3 separate regions of the Mus musculus genome follow, and all the other regions are linked to region 3. The links are chromatin contacts, found by Hi-C or POLR2A ChIA-PET in ENCODE. All regions are on one chromosome and are shown on one strand. Each heading gives the region's core, a stretch centred on a gene start or an enhancer-like site at or near the end of the contact. The rest is flanking DNA. Distances are from core to core; before and after follow the strand shown. Region 1 holds the start of Cdca5 (cell division cycle associated 5). Region 2 holds the start of Slc22a20 (solute carrier family 22 (organic anion transporter), member 20). Region 3 holds the start of Ppp2r5b (protein phosphatase 2, regulatory subunit B', beta).

Region 1 (4,683 bases), core at 1,956-4,455, 150 kb before region 3:
TTGTCATCATCACAGTCTCCATGAATGCCTGCTGTCCGGTCATCATCCCGTGTGTCATATACTTTCCTTGGGGCTGTAGAGACAGAAACACCAGCAACAACAGGCTCAGACAAACTGATCCTGTGGCATGGGTGGAGGTGGCATAAAGGACCTCCTGCCCTCCCCAGCCTAACAGAGCACCTCAGGACCTTGGAGTGAGGAAGAACCACCCCATAAGGGGCTCTGAGCTCATGCCACCCAAACCAGCCACTGCTTTCTACTCTCTGTCTGGGAAGATTGCCCAGCTCACCGTGTGCCAGGGCTTCAGTACTCCCCATGTGTATGACTGTGTGCTGCTCGGGACGGCTTGGGGAGGGAGGAGGGCGGGGAGCCTGGCTATAGAAAGCAGGCGCAGATGGAGTGCTGGCTCTCTCCTCTTGCACAGAGGTGGTGGTGGCTGTGGAAAGAGCGATCTCTCAGTGGAGCAGGGAGGCAAGGTTCAGACAGCAGATGGAGGCCACCACTTACCATTAAAGCTGGACCAATCAGAGAAGTCTGAGGAATTGAGGGGCTCGGGCTCTGGGCTTATCACCTCATCGATCTGCAGAAAGGAATCTCCGTCAGCAGTCTGCCCACTCCTGCTGCTAACCCATCCAATCTGCCTCAGGAGAGGTCAGCACAAACAGATGGTCAGACAGACAGAGAGACTCTCACCAGAGGGAGGCCCAGTCCTGCCCGGGCCCAGTTGACTGTGGCTAGCTTTTCTCTCAGTGCTGAAGCCACTGGGCCAGCGAGGTTGGCTGGGGGGAAGATGGGGCCATTACAGCTGGGGCACTGGTAGCCTGCAGGCGCTGTGTTTCGTGGTAGCTGGGCAGCACGTTCATTGATACAGGCCCAATGAAAGAGATCTTGGGACCCATGAAATAAAAAAGGACAGACATGAGAGAGGCAAGTCTTCGAGCTCTTATCCTTGGTCTAGCAATCCCATACCCCCAAGGCCCAGCTCACTGCAGGAATGGATTGTGGATATATGTGCTGATGCCCAGGGCCATTCCTTTTCTCCCTACTCCGGGTCCCTAAGGCTTCTTGCAAATGCCACTGAACCAAAGCAAGGTAGAGTCTACCCATGTGACCAGCCCATGAGAAGGTGTGACTGGGAAGGAAGAAAATACCTTCCACCCTTTCAAGAGTCTTCTCTGGCCTAAAATCACACTCCTTGGGCTAATGACTACACAACAATAGTTTCAGGCTGGCAGTGCCTAATCCTAGCACTTGGGAGGTGGAGGCAGGAGTAAGATTTCAAGGTCAGCCCCACAATCCCAGTCTCAAACAAAACAAAACAAAACAAACCTACATACAAGAACACTATCAGGAAAGCTTCCCAGACACTGATACATGCAGATATCCAGAGGCAAATACACAGTGCTTATAAATACACAAGCAAACTTGAGAGCCATTCCCTCAAAGTACACTAGTAGTCATACATGTACACATCTGTAACACATATCCCCTAACACTCCCCACCTTCATGTCATCATGCATCCCATGGGATATGTGCTCACAAACACTCATCACCCATCTACTCACCCACAAGTACTAACCAACACATACATCTGTATGAGTGGACACATAATTTCACATGGAGAAATTCAGGTGGAGCTGCCCCCTTTTGGACCAGCACCTTGAACAAGCTAAGCTGAGGCTTTTTTTTATACTAGGCTCTGACTACCGACTCCCAGCAAACTGTAACATGGATAGCTTCCTCTGGGTACAGTATCGGGGTCAGTAACATCCCCTAAAGTGGATCTTTCTCCCAGCCACAGCTCATAGTCATCTCTAGCTCTCCCAGACTGGCAGAGCAGGAAGGAGAAGCTCTAACTTTCAGGGAAGATTCTAAGGCCTACGAAGAGAAAAGGCTTGCTGAGGCTTTATAAAACAGGACGGTACCTAAAGGAATCAGGATCTGAGGCTCTGACCTCCACGCTTGAGGGACTCACTGTCTTGCTTCTTGAAAGATGCTATCAAACCTGTATCCAAGCTGGATCCTGGGGCTGCCCTGACCCCTTCCCAGGCCTCACCATAGCAAACAAGACGGGTGGTCTCCCGACTGGCCAGGGGTGTGTTGCACAGGCGGCAATTGGGGTTGTAGTCACTATCTTGTAGCCACTGCAAGTAGGACTGCACGATGCACTGGAGTGGGAGAGAGATGTCACAACTGGTGCCCCAGGCTCCACGATGCACACACCACTCCAAGGCTCAAATGCCTCGTTTTCTCTCATCAGACTCATCATTTCATCTGTTCCATTTATTGAGTGACCATTTATTGAGCAGCTACTGAAGGCATAGCAGAGCGCATCACACCCCATGTTCTTGCCCTTGTGGAGCTTACAGTCTAGCATAGGTCCCCACATGGATTTAGAAGTAGGCAATCTTGTCTGCCCACCCACCCGCCCTGCTCAGACACTGCTCTAAACGCCCCACCTTGGCGTGATTGGCTACTAGGCAGTGCTCGCAGACGTTAACTCGGTGTTCGAAGCAGAACAGGTTCGTCACCTTCCTCTTGGGGCACTTGCAAAGTCCCATGACCGATCCTGGAGGGTGTGGTGGGGTGAAATCAGTTAGCAGGAAGCCAGGTTTTGGTGGCTGCCAGTTTGTTTTCACCAACCCAGTTCTCTTCTTTTAAATCTCTCAGTCCCGTCTCACACCAGTCCCAACACCAAATTCTAGCATAATGCCTTAGCATGGGTAAAGCCACGTCTCCTGTACAGATCGTACCACAAACGACCGACCCTTCATTCCATCAAGACCCAGGAAGGCCCTCGCCAGATCTCTGCACAGCTCCAATACCACCAGCCCCGCCCCCAAGACCCACCCCCTCTTGACCCGCCCCCAGCTGGCCGACCACATTCTGGATGTCCGCGAACCTCCGCGATGCCGATCGTGACCGGTGCGTACGGTAATGAAAAGCGCGGAAGGCCGGGGACTGAGCTCACCAACTCCGGTAGCTGCAGCTCCGCTCCCTTCAGGTCCGGCCTGATTATCCCTCCGCTGCCACGTCTCTTCCGGGTGCGGCGCACGCTGATGACGCCACAGCGCCGCAGGATACGCCTCTGCCTTTTGCTAGCTAGACGTAAAGCCTGTGACAACAAAAGCGGATGGTCCGCCTCCGGCCTGTGTCACTTCCGCTTTCTCGCTAGCAAGGCGGGCAATTTGAACGTTTGAAGCAGCAAAGTTCCCGGTTGGCGCGAGCCTGAGTAGGCGACCGCGGCGGAGACTGAGCCCGACCGTACACATGGCGGAGCGGCGAACACGATCAGGAGGGGCTGCCCAGCGGTCTGGTGAGCACGGGAGCAGTGGAGCGGGGTTGTTTGGGGAACAAAACTTGGCTCCCGGTGGAAGACGCCCCAAAGGGGTAGTTGGAAAACGACTTTTGCTTTTCCGAACTCGTCAAGCATCTTGTTTCGTTTGTTTGTCGCCTTTTCTTCGAGCAAAGTTTTGCTCACCATCAAACGTGTTTTCCTTTCCAGGGCCCAGGACTTCACTTACTAAGCCTTCGAAGTCGTCCAAGCGGAAATCTGGCTCAGATCTCCCGAACTCGTTCTCTGAAATCTGGCCGAGGGTGAGTTCCTGGTCCCCCAGGTGTTGGGGTTGGGTTTGTGCGCTGCGTATTCAGATGCTAATTTCTATGCCTAGGTATCCTTAGTCCGGCTAACTAGCACCTCCGGGCTCACTGTTGTTTTTTTTTTTTTAAATCATCTCTGATTGGTTGATAAAGAGCTGATCAGCCTATGGCTGGGCAGGAGAGGACAGAGGAGGCGGGACATCAGCGCCCATTGAGGCGTCCGGAAGAGTCTAGGGAGAGAGAAGTGGGAGAGGGGGAGGCGCGGAGAGAGCAGGTGGTTTCACTCTAAGGTCAAGAGGAGGGAGAGAGCAGTCATGAGGGCACACATGGACCAGATTGAGTCAGAGTAAGACTGAGATTCAGGTAGAGGACCGTGTGACTGGTAGATAGGCAGCCTGAGAGGGTTAGAGTAGCTCAGAACCTGCCCAACATAGTGCCAGCAGCCTTTGAATAACAGCTCTGTGTCCTTTACTCAGGAGGTAGTGGCGTTGGGGGGAAGAAATGCCCTGCAGTTATTTGGGAGCAAGGGAGTCAAAAAACTCCCGCCCAATGCTTCCACAGTTGGTGCCCAACATGGTGCAAGAACTTACAAACTTAGAACCAGGCTTAGAGGCTGAGAAGTCTTGGATAGAAGATAAGGAAAACTTTTCTCAGCAACACCCCCAAAGTACTTTTTTTTTTTTTCCTCGAGACAACGTTTCTCTGTATAGCCCTGGCTGTCCTGGAACTCACTTACTTAGTAGACCTGGCCGGCTTCGAACTCAAAGATCCACCTTCCTCTGCCTCCCAAGTGCTGGGATTAAAGGCGTGCACCACCACTGCCCGGCTCCCAAAGTACTTTTACACTGACCTAGAGGGCTTTGAACTATTGTAAAGCTCATGGATAATACTTTCTTTTACCCCCCCCAGACAACTCCAGCGGTCCCAGTCAGAAAGGCCATCGTCTTGAAGAAGATCGTAGCTCATGCAGTAGAGGTGAGGGGCTGAGAGAAGGCTTTGGGAGTGAGATGTCAAAACTGGGCTTAGCTATTGATTGATCAGTTGATGTCATCCCTACAGGTCCCAGATGTCCACACGGTTCG
Region 2 (4,619 bases), core at 123-2,622, 250 kb before region 3:
TCTGGGTCCCGCCTGGACTGGACTCACCCAGGGAGAGGGAGTTAAGGATGATGCCGGAGAAGGTCATGCCCATCAGGAAGCGGAAGACGCAGTAGGCACTGAAGGAGCCCACATACGCTGTGGCAGCCCCCGAAACTGCCAGCTGCAGGTACGACCACACCAGTGGGGCCTTGCGACCCAACCTGAACCCAAAGAGTGAGGGGCTAGGGAATCCTCACCAAGGAGGCAGAGAGGCCATGTCTGAAACTTCTGCCTTGGTGGGGACACCGAAGCAATCAAAGATGAGATGCCCAGTAAAAGCCACCCCTCTAAACACCACATGCAACCACCAGGCTGATCAGGGATAGAGGGACAAGTGTGATGGAAGATCAGAGACCGAGAGATTTAATCCATGTTGGGGAAAGGTAGAGAGTTTGAAAAGAGATCCATGCCTATAATCCCAGCACTTGGGAAGTACAGGCAGATGGATCAGAAATTCAAAAAAAAAAAAAAAAAAAAAAGAAAAGAAAAGAAAAGAAAAACACTCATATATATATATAGCCATGGTTTCACACGCCTTTAATCCCAGCACTTGGGAGGCAGAGGTAGGTGATCTCTGTGAGTTTGAGGCCAGCCTGGTCTAGAGAGTGAGTGCTAGGACAGTCAGGGCTACACAGAGAAACCCTGCCTTAGAAAAACAAAACAAAACAAAACAAAACAAAACAAAACAAACAACCCCAGACAACGAAAGGAATAAAGAGAGAAGAGACAGAATGTAGGTGAACGCAAGGGCTTTCCCTGGGGGACGAGGCGCTCCCCCAAAGGCTCACCTGTCAGCAAGACCACCAAACAAGGCGGCTCCCACCAACACCCCGGACATGTAGATGGACTGAGCCAGGTCACGAAGGGTGCGGGCCTCACACACCAGGTCCCACTATTGGGGAGAGAGGAGTGCTAAACCTTGTCCTTAGGCTTGGCCTCCTCCCAGCCCCCCAAGCCACCCACCCACCTCTGACCTCCATCACAATGGTAGATGGGAAAATGCTTCGGTCGTAGACCCAACCATCCTTGCAGCCCTCGGTGGCCACCCCATGGGAGGAGGCGTTGGGTTTCAGAAGGGCCCACTGAGGTTCTACATAGCGCCGGCACGGCTCGGGGTCCCCATGCTGGTTCAGGGGTATGGCAGCCCTCAGCCAGACCCCTGAGACATTGGTGGTAGGTTCTGTGTAGTTGGCAGGATGTTGGCAGTGGTGAGGGGGTGCAGCAGCCGTGAAGTTCTGTAGGAAGGTATGGCAAGCCAGCAGCCCACAGGGCAGCAGCAGCAAGGCTGTATAGACAAGCTGGAAGCGACCCACGCCTCCCAGGGCATCCAGCAGGTCTGTGAAGGCCATGGCCAAGGGCCCTACCCCAGGTCGGGCCTGCCCAGGCCTTATGTAAAAAGGCAGGGGAGGGACCTAGAGGTAGAGGATCAGGCCAGGGGTCAGGACCACACAGGCCTTCTCTACAATGCATCTCAGAAGGATCAAGTTACACCTCACAGGAGGCCTAAATGTCCCCACATCTGCAGTGTGTCCCTCCCCCAGGCCCTTTCTCCAGTTCTCTCTCTATCTGTTACCTCTTGAGTTAGCAAAGTCAAGGGTTGGGCGTTAGATAGATAGCTGAGTTAGCAGAGTACTTCAGGACCTTAGAAGCATTAAAGCCCTGCACTTGCTTAAAATCAAGGCCATGGTGGCATGAACTTGTAATCCCAGGAAGAGAGATTCATGGGCCTTGCTGGCCAGACAGCCAAGCCTAACCGTCGAGCCCCAGCTCCCAGTGAGAGATCCTGTCTCCAAAAGACAAGGAGGATGGCTCCTCAGGGATGACACTGGAGATTGGCCTCTGACTTCTGCAAAGTGCCATGGCACTTATGAGTGTGTGTGCACGTGCATGTACACACAAATACATAAATAATTTTAATTTTGTTTTTGGGGGTTTTTTGTTTTTGTTTTTTTGGTTTTTGTTTTTGTTTTTTGTTTTTTTGAGACAGGATCTCACTGCATAGCCCTGACTGTCCTGGAAATTACTGTGTAGACCAGGCTGGCCTCGAACTCACAGAGAACTCCTTGCCTCTGCCTCCTTTCGGTTGTGTGCACCTGGCTCTCAAATTTATTATTTTTTTAAATTAAAAAATAAACCAGTGTCTCTAGCTGCATATGAATCAGAAAATAGCCTAGTCGGCCATCAGTGGAAATAGAGGCCCAATTGGTCTTTCAAACTATATGCCTCAGCACAGGGGAACGACAGGGCCAAGAAGTGGGAGTGGGTGGGTGGGAGACTTTTGGGATAGCATTGGAAATGTAAATGAAATAAATATCACCCCCAAAAAAATCAAATCAAATCAAGGACACATTGTAGAACAGGATATGCCAACTGGTGAAATAAAGTCTTAAGGAGTTAAAATAAATAAATAAATAAACCAAATGAGACACAACAAGCAATACAGAAACAAAACCAAAGAAGTCCAAGTAGGGCAGTCAAGAAGCAGCGTCAGTTTGGGGTCGGGAACTTTCAGGGTATGTTGGCGAATCACCACAGCAAATTAAAGCCACTCTAGAGAGGGGCTGAGGGCTGAGGGCTGAAAGGAGAGGAATCCAGGACACCATGCATACCGCTCCCTCCAGGACCTGCTCCAGTGAGGAGGCCAGTTGACTTGGCTCCGGCCTCCCAGTAAATAGCTCCTGGAAACCATCAGCTCAGGACACTGGTTCTTTCATGATCAGAACTCTCAGTTCCATTTCTACATGCAGCCTTGTGGGCAGTCCCATCGCCCACTCCCTGCTCCCTCAATTTTTCTTTTCTTTTTTTTTCCATTTCTTCTCAAGATAACGTCTACTATAGCCCAGGCTGGCCTGGAACTCCCTATGTATGTATGTATGTATGTATGTATGTATGTGTGTGTGTGTGTATGTATGTATGTATGTATGTATGTAGTCAGATGGTGAACTTTGAACTTTATTTATTTATTTATTTATTTATTTTGGTTTTTCAAGACAGGGTTTCTCTGTATAGCCCTGTCTGTCCTGGAACTCACTTTGTAGACCAGGCTGGCCTCGAACTCAGAAATCCGTCTGCCTCTGCCTCCCGAGTGCTGGGATTAAAGGCGTGCACCACCATGCATGGCTTGAACTTTTTTTTATTTTTCTGAGACAAGAGTTCCTCTGTGTAACTCTGGCTGTCCTGGAACTCATTCTGTAGACCAGGCTGGCCTGGAACTTAGAAATCCGCCTGTCTCTGCCCCCTGAATTCTGAAACTAAAAGGCATGAACCACCACCACCCAGTGGCAAGCCTTCTACCAACCAAATACAGCCCACCTGGCTCCTTCCTCTTATCTCTGGTAAGAGCCACAGAGGCAGAACATTAATGTAAACTGCTGGATTACAGGGTGTCCCACTGTGGTCTGGGGTTGGGTGGGGACTCTGTGCTTTAGAGAGCTCCCTAGGGGGTCAGATCTATGCTAAGTGGAGGTCTTGTGTTTCCTTACTGATATCTGCAGAGGAGGAAGTCAGACTCAGCCCCCAGGTAGAGCATGCAAAACCAGAAAAGCCACCTGGATTGGCTGTCAGTGGAGCAGTCGGTTCATGTCTCTGTGCCCAGGCCTGCTCAACATCTCAGGAGCTGAGGTGGCCACAGCCAGATACCCAATCTCTGGCAAGGGTGGACAAGGGCATGAGACAGCCTGAGCTGCTTCTACGCCAAGGCTTGCTGGTACAATCAAGGGAACAGTTGGGGAGAATAACACCCAGAGACAGATGTACAGCCTTTCATTTTATTTTCTCACTGCACTGAAACACGGGACCTCCCTACCCCACCCCCAGTTCCTCCATAACCAGTACACTCATCCCTCAGGCATTCCCTTGAAAATGACCAGTATATATACAAAAAAAGAGAGGGAGAGGGGTCGGGGATGGGGAGGGCCTGAGCACCCTCGGGGCCAGGAAGTTCCTGGTGGGCACACAGGCTAGGAGAGGTGTAGTTTGGTTTGCAGAGGGATCTTGGCTGCTGCACAGAAGGCACAGGAAGGTGAGTCTGGCTGTGGGGCTCCCACAGTGAGGTGAGGCCTTCAACACCCGGGTGCAGACAGGGAGCTAGCTAGTGGTTATGAAGTCTGCAGCTCTAGGGGATGACAGGGGCTAGAGCCTCCACAGATTAGGCAAGACTCACATCCGGACAGTAGCAGCGAGGGGGAGGCAGGGGTGCCTGCCCCTGCCCCTGCCCCTGCCCCTGCCCCTGCCCCTGCCCCTGCCCCTGCCCCGAGGCAGGGATGAGCAGGGAGCTGTCTTCCTGGTCTTAGCCCTGAGCAGGGGTCAGGGTGCCCAGTCTGACTACAGGGGCAGGGAGGGCCCCGTGACTGCCCAGAGCAGTCGAACAGAGGTAGTGGGGAGGTGAAAGGACAGGAGGACAAGGGGAACAGGAGGACAAGGGTGCCTTCCTTCCTGTTCTGAGGAAGGCACCAGAAGCTGGTGTAGTCTGGAGTGGCACGGCGGGGAGGCGTGGCTTGGCGGGGAGGCGTGGCTTGGCAGAGGAAGAATGGAAGAACAAAGGCAACTGGAGCGGAGCGATTCCCCACTTCAGGCAAACATAGTCAGCTGGAGCCACT
Region 3 (4,445 bases), core at 1,751-4,250:
GGCAGGGTCCGGAAGATATTTACTGATATCTAGTAGGGGAAAGGGAGGGTTTTTAAGGACGAGACCATAGAAACAGGAGTTTTGGGAACTCTCGAAGTTCTCTATATCCCAGACAGGTAATGAGTTTGTGGCCTTCTTGCCTCCGCCTTCTATGTAACTAGGATAACAGGCACACAACATCAGGCTAAGCACTTATTTTCTTTGTCATTGTTTTGTCTTGTCTTGTTTTTGTTTGTTGAGATAGGGTTTTATCTGTGGAACAGAGCTCTGGCTATCCTGGAACTCTCTCTGTAGACCAGGCTGACCTCGAACTCAGATATCCACCTGCCTCCACCTCCAAAGTTCTGGGATTAAAGGCGTGCGCCACCACTGCCTAGCATGGCCAAGCACTTTCTAAGTACAATGAGCACATAGAGCTTGAACCTGAGGCCTTGCACTGAGTTTTACCACCAGCCCTCATCCAATTCTGGACTGACCCACTTCCCAGCAGGCAACTTGCTCCTCTGGACAATCTTCATCTAAACACCAAGCTCATGCAAGTCAAGGGCTGGAGACCCAAGGGTGGCTTGACACATCCGTGTGTGGATGTGGTTCAGCAGTGATGGTAAGGTTGAAAGCAGTGGACAGCCCAGGCATTCAGAGCCCAAGCGTTTCTGATCAGACTGGGCGAGAGGGTTTCTTAGAATAGCCCATGCCTGAGTCAGACCATGGAAGACAAGTGGCCCAGAGGACAGGTACCCTAGGCCCAGCTCACTCAAGTATAGGGACAACAGGGAGAGGAAATCCCGAGACGGTGTCGGGCAGCAGTGAGACCCAGTGGAAGTGGGAGCACGCGCCTGCGACCAAGCTGAAGTGTATGCACTTATTCCTCCCACACGGGTCCCAGAGGTAGCCTGAGAGAATTCTTGTTCCCCGAGCGAGGCTGGGCAGTGCTTACCATGCGGATGATGTCTGGGTAGACGGGCTCGATGAGCACACCCCGGGTGCAACCCACACATTCCACCAGTTCATTGAGGGCTGCACGCTTCACCTCCTTCCCCTTGAGGTCAGCCACGCAGTCCAAGAAGTCAAACATCACCCCACATTGGGCCAGTTTCCGGCTCAGCAACTCATGCAACTCAGAGGCTGGCACATCTGCGGGGAGGGACAGGGAGACCTCCTGGATCTAGCCGCCAAGGGCTCTGGACGGGATGGATCTCCACCTCCCTCAGGCTGACTTTCCAGGAAGCTTCAGCTGCCCCCATACAAGGTACTCTGGTACAGCTAGCAAACAATTCTAGTCCCATCCTTCACTCCCGGGAGGCTGAGGGGAAAAAGTGGTCCTCTCTTCTAATCCAGGATCAGAGACCTCATGACTTTAAAGCAAGATCACAACCCTGGGTATGCAAGCATTCCCCACCCCTCCCCAGACACTTACCTCCCTCAACACATGGAGCCAAAAGTAGAAATCGGGCCAGGAAGTGGGGGGTGGGATTTAGTGATCACAGGGCATCATGCCAAGCACCTACCCCAGGACCTAGGCAGCTGGCTGGACTGATAGGAGCCTCCTGAAACCTAGGCTGTGTGCCCCACCCTTGGCCCTTGCCTGCCCCTGGCACCACTTCCAGATGCCCCACCTCCAGAGATGACAGGCCAGTCAGGCCATGCGTCAGCAGAGGCCTGGAGATTGGGGGTCAGTTCCAGTGGAGTTCCTAGCCTAAAAGAGATCCAAACTCTACCAGACCTCTGCTTCTCCCTTGGTCCTCCCCTACCTTGCTTCCTTCTGGGTACCCTGGCAACCAACAACAGCTCACCTTTGAGCAGGGGCAGTGGAGTGAGCTCTTGCTGGTTGCTCTGATAGCGGAACTGAGAAGAGCTGTGTGAGCGACGGGGCCGGGCCCTGCGGAGGGACCTGCGGGAGAAGCCATCCACCTTGTCTGGTGGTGGCACTGGAGACAGCCCTGGGGAGGAGGGGCTTGTGGGGGTGCTCGCAGGGGGCAGCTTCGTCTCCATGGCCAGTGGACAACACGGGTCAATCTTTCAGAGCCCAGGGGGCTCCTTGTGGGTCTGGAGTAAGTTGAATGAGGCCACACACACTAACTGGGACCCATCCTGTCCAGCATGTTTCAGGGGGTGGGGGAGGCACGGCCACAGTCCTGACCCCCCCAGGGCCTCTGGCAACTGCCCAGTCCTGGGGGGGCAGGTAAGGTAGAAAGGCAATGGCTCAGGTCTTTCCTGGGGATCCAGAAGAGTTCCAGTCAGGGTTCCCACGCTGGCTCTTCTGAGAAGTCAGGTTAGAAAGGTCAGCAGGAGAGACACAGAGAGCAGGTCGGTTCTTTCCAAAGACAGCCCGCGTGGTGCAGTTGCTCCCTTACTTCTTTTCCCTCCTTCCCTCGCTAGACCCCAAAACAAGGGCGCAACCATGCCCCTCCCTTCTTCCAGGCCCAAGCTCTAAAGTAGCCCCTCCCCAAATACGGCCTATGGCTACTACTCAGGATGGGGACTCTATTAGCATCCCCAGATCCTTACAGCAGTGTGACTCCAGCTCCACTAATGTCTCCTGTCTCAGTGCACTCACCCAAAAAATGAGGGTCCTGTTCTCGTGCACCCCCTTTCAGACCCTAGCATCTCTCCTCATATCCCGCTCCTTCCTGGTCTCCAAACCTCAATGTGGTATTGGGGTACACACTCACTTCTCAGAAACCCAGACTTTGGTCGCCGACCCTAGAGGTTGCCTCGGTGGAAGAGACGACGGTTCAAGGGTCCTTAGCGGTGGTTCTGCCGCTCGGGGCGCTGGGGCTGGGCGGCGGCGCTCCTGGGTTCGCTCCCAGGCTCTGGGGGTGCTGGAGCATGCCCCCAGCTCAGCCCCAAAAGGGGTCGGGCACTCGGTGGGCTCTGGGCTGGGCCCCGGCAGCACGCGACCCTCGGCAGATATCCCGGGACTCAGATCAGCGCGGTGCAGCGCAGCGGGAGCCCCGGCTCGCTGCGCACCGGCACCCGCCGCCCAGCTGCTCAGGATGACATCAAGTCACCTCCCCCCCTCCCGGCCCGCACCTCCCTCCGCTAGGGGGGGCTGCGTCAGGGAGGACTCGGGGCCTCTGGGAAATGTAGTCCCCACCCTGCTTAAAGGAAGCAACCGAACTTTACGGGTAACCTCGGAGCTAGGGGAGGAACTCAGTACTTCCGAGAAAAGCTGAGGATTTTAAAACCTGCAAGCAGACTGGGGCAGAGTCCAGCTCAGAACTGGACTCCCGAATTCTGGAAGGGACACTGTGTAGGGAAAGAAAAGGACTCGGTGTTGGAACCTGCTAATGCAAGACAGAGTCCTACCTAGCATGATGTGCCAGGCCCACAATTTGGTCTGAGCCATCTGTCCCTCAGGCCATCCTCTCTCCTCATACTCAGCCCAGATTGAAGCCGGACACTTACAAAACCCCTTGCATCCGGCGTTGGAGGGGTTAACAGTCGGGTTTGCGTTAGCGCCTGCTGGGAGGGGTGTGGTTCACTAGAGGCTCTTGGGAAATGAAGTCCATTCTCCCGGCCTGCAGTGCCCCTCCTGTCACTTACTGTCCATGGTGACATCATGGTCTGTAGTTTAAAGGGACAGCCCTGGGATGCCAAAGCAAGGAGGGCAGAAGGTGCTACCCTGGAGCTGCCCCCATCCTAAGGCACAGTACCTCCCAGCTCCTCTGGTGCCAAGATGTGCCTTGGAGAGTGGGGAGTTCTTGATCAAAACCCCATTGCTGGGTATCAAAGGCTCAGCTGTATTCCAAGAGTTTGGCATTCTGGCCAAAAGTTCCCAGCCTGCAGTCCCGGGCTCCCTTCATAGTACCTGGTCGCCAACACTCTATTCCCTACAATGACTGTGAGACCTTTATCCTGAAGTTTTACCTAGGTGACAAACTGGTCCTTGCTGAGCAGCAGGAGAGAGAGAGCAATGAGGTTGGGGGAATTGGGGTGCTTTTTGGCCCCACCCATTTATGGACCCTGGTGATCACTTAGTGCTGCAAAAGAAGTCTGTTTACCTAAGAAGTGCCCACCTTAGAGCAACAAACAGCCAAAGCCTGTATCGAGGACACTGTTCTAGAGTCTAGCACCTCAATGGATGGGTACCCAGATCAAGCGATGGCTACCCAGAGACAGTACTCCCTTTGCTCAGAGATAGCAGATCTTCACTTCCCGTTTTGCTCTGTTCTTCACCTGCCAGACAGAACAGGAACCCCTAAACTACCACTTGGCCCACCTCCAGGGCTCAGACATGGCTTCCCTCCCCCTTACTCCCTAATAATAAGCCGGGAAAGCCAGACCCACAGAGCCTCTTCCCGCCAGACCAGAACCCAGAGGCCAAGGCAGGAGGGACGCCTTGCTGCCTGTGACAAGGTAGTGCTCTCCACAGACTCTCGGCTGCAGTGTTCAGGCCAGGCTGCCCAAAGCCACCCATGCCTGGCAGGGGCCTAGATGATGCA

The links. A loop is a pair of places that touch in the nucleus more often than their neighbours do. ChIA-PET counts read pairs that join two places held with the same protein, here RNA polymerase II (POLR2A).
Region 1: POLR2A ChIA-PET joins it to region 3 with 17 read pairs in Patski. The contact joins the promoter of Cdca5 here to the promoter of Ppp2r5b in region 3. POLR2A ChIA-PET finds 5 or more read pairs at or near these places in 4 of 5 experiments (Patski and embryonic stem cell).
Region 2: a map of T-helper 2 cell shows a loop between it and region 3 (2.1-fold over the local background). The contact joins the promoter of Slc22a20 here to the promoter of Ppp2r5b in region 3. A Hi-C loop is called at or near these places in 1 of 37 maps with a recorded cell type or tissue (T-helper 2 cell). POLR2A ChIA-PET finds 5 or more read pairs at or near these places in 1 of 5 experiments (embryonic stem cell).

What each region holds. Positions count from the first base shown.
Region 1 is chr19:6,081,892-6,086,574 of GRCm38, forward strand. It overlaps Cdca5 (cell division cycle associated 5), which reads left to right and starts at 3,206. Exons shown (of 6, transcript NM_026410.3): 1 at 3,206-3,317; 2 at 3,507-3,598; 3 at 4,511-4,576; 4 at 4,661-4,683. The coding sequence starts at 3,272. It overlaps Zfpl1 (zinc finger like protein 1), which reads right to left and starts at 3,084. Exons shown (of 8, transcript NM_024231.3): 1 at 2,973-3,084; 2 at 2,461-2,570; 3 at 2,058-2,169; 4 at 694-887; 5 at 508-580; 6 at 290-436; 7 at 1-73. The coding sequence starts at 2,562.
Region 2 is chr19:5,984,771-5,989,389 of GRCm38, forward strand. It overlaps Slc22a20 (solute carrier family 22 (organic anion transporter), member 20), which reads right to left and starts at 1,373. Exons shown (of 10, transcript NM_198650.2): 1 at 996-1,373; 2 at 810-913; 3 at 28-182. The coding sequence starts at 1,370. Gm31719 (a long non-coding RNA gene) reads left to right here. Exons shown (of 4, transcript XR_001782726.2): 4 at 1-327. It overlaps Capn1 (calpain 1), which reads right to left. Exons shown (of 22, transcript NM_007600.3): 22 at 3,775-4,617. The coding sequence ends at 4,591.
Region 3 is chr19:6,232,840-6,237,284 of GRCm38, forward strand. Ppp2r5b (protein phosphatase 2, regulatory subunit B', beta) reads right to left here and starts at 3,001. Exons shown (of 14, transcript NM_198168.3): 1 at 2,673-3,001; 2 at 1,794-2,260; 3 at 938-1,134; 4 at 1-29. The coding sequence starts at 1,992.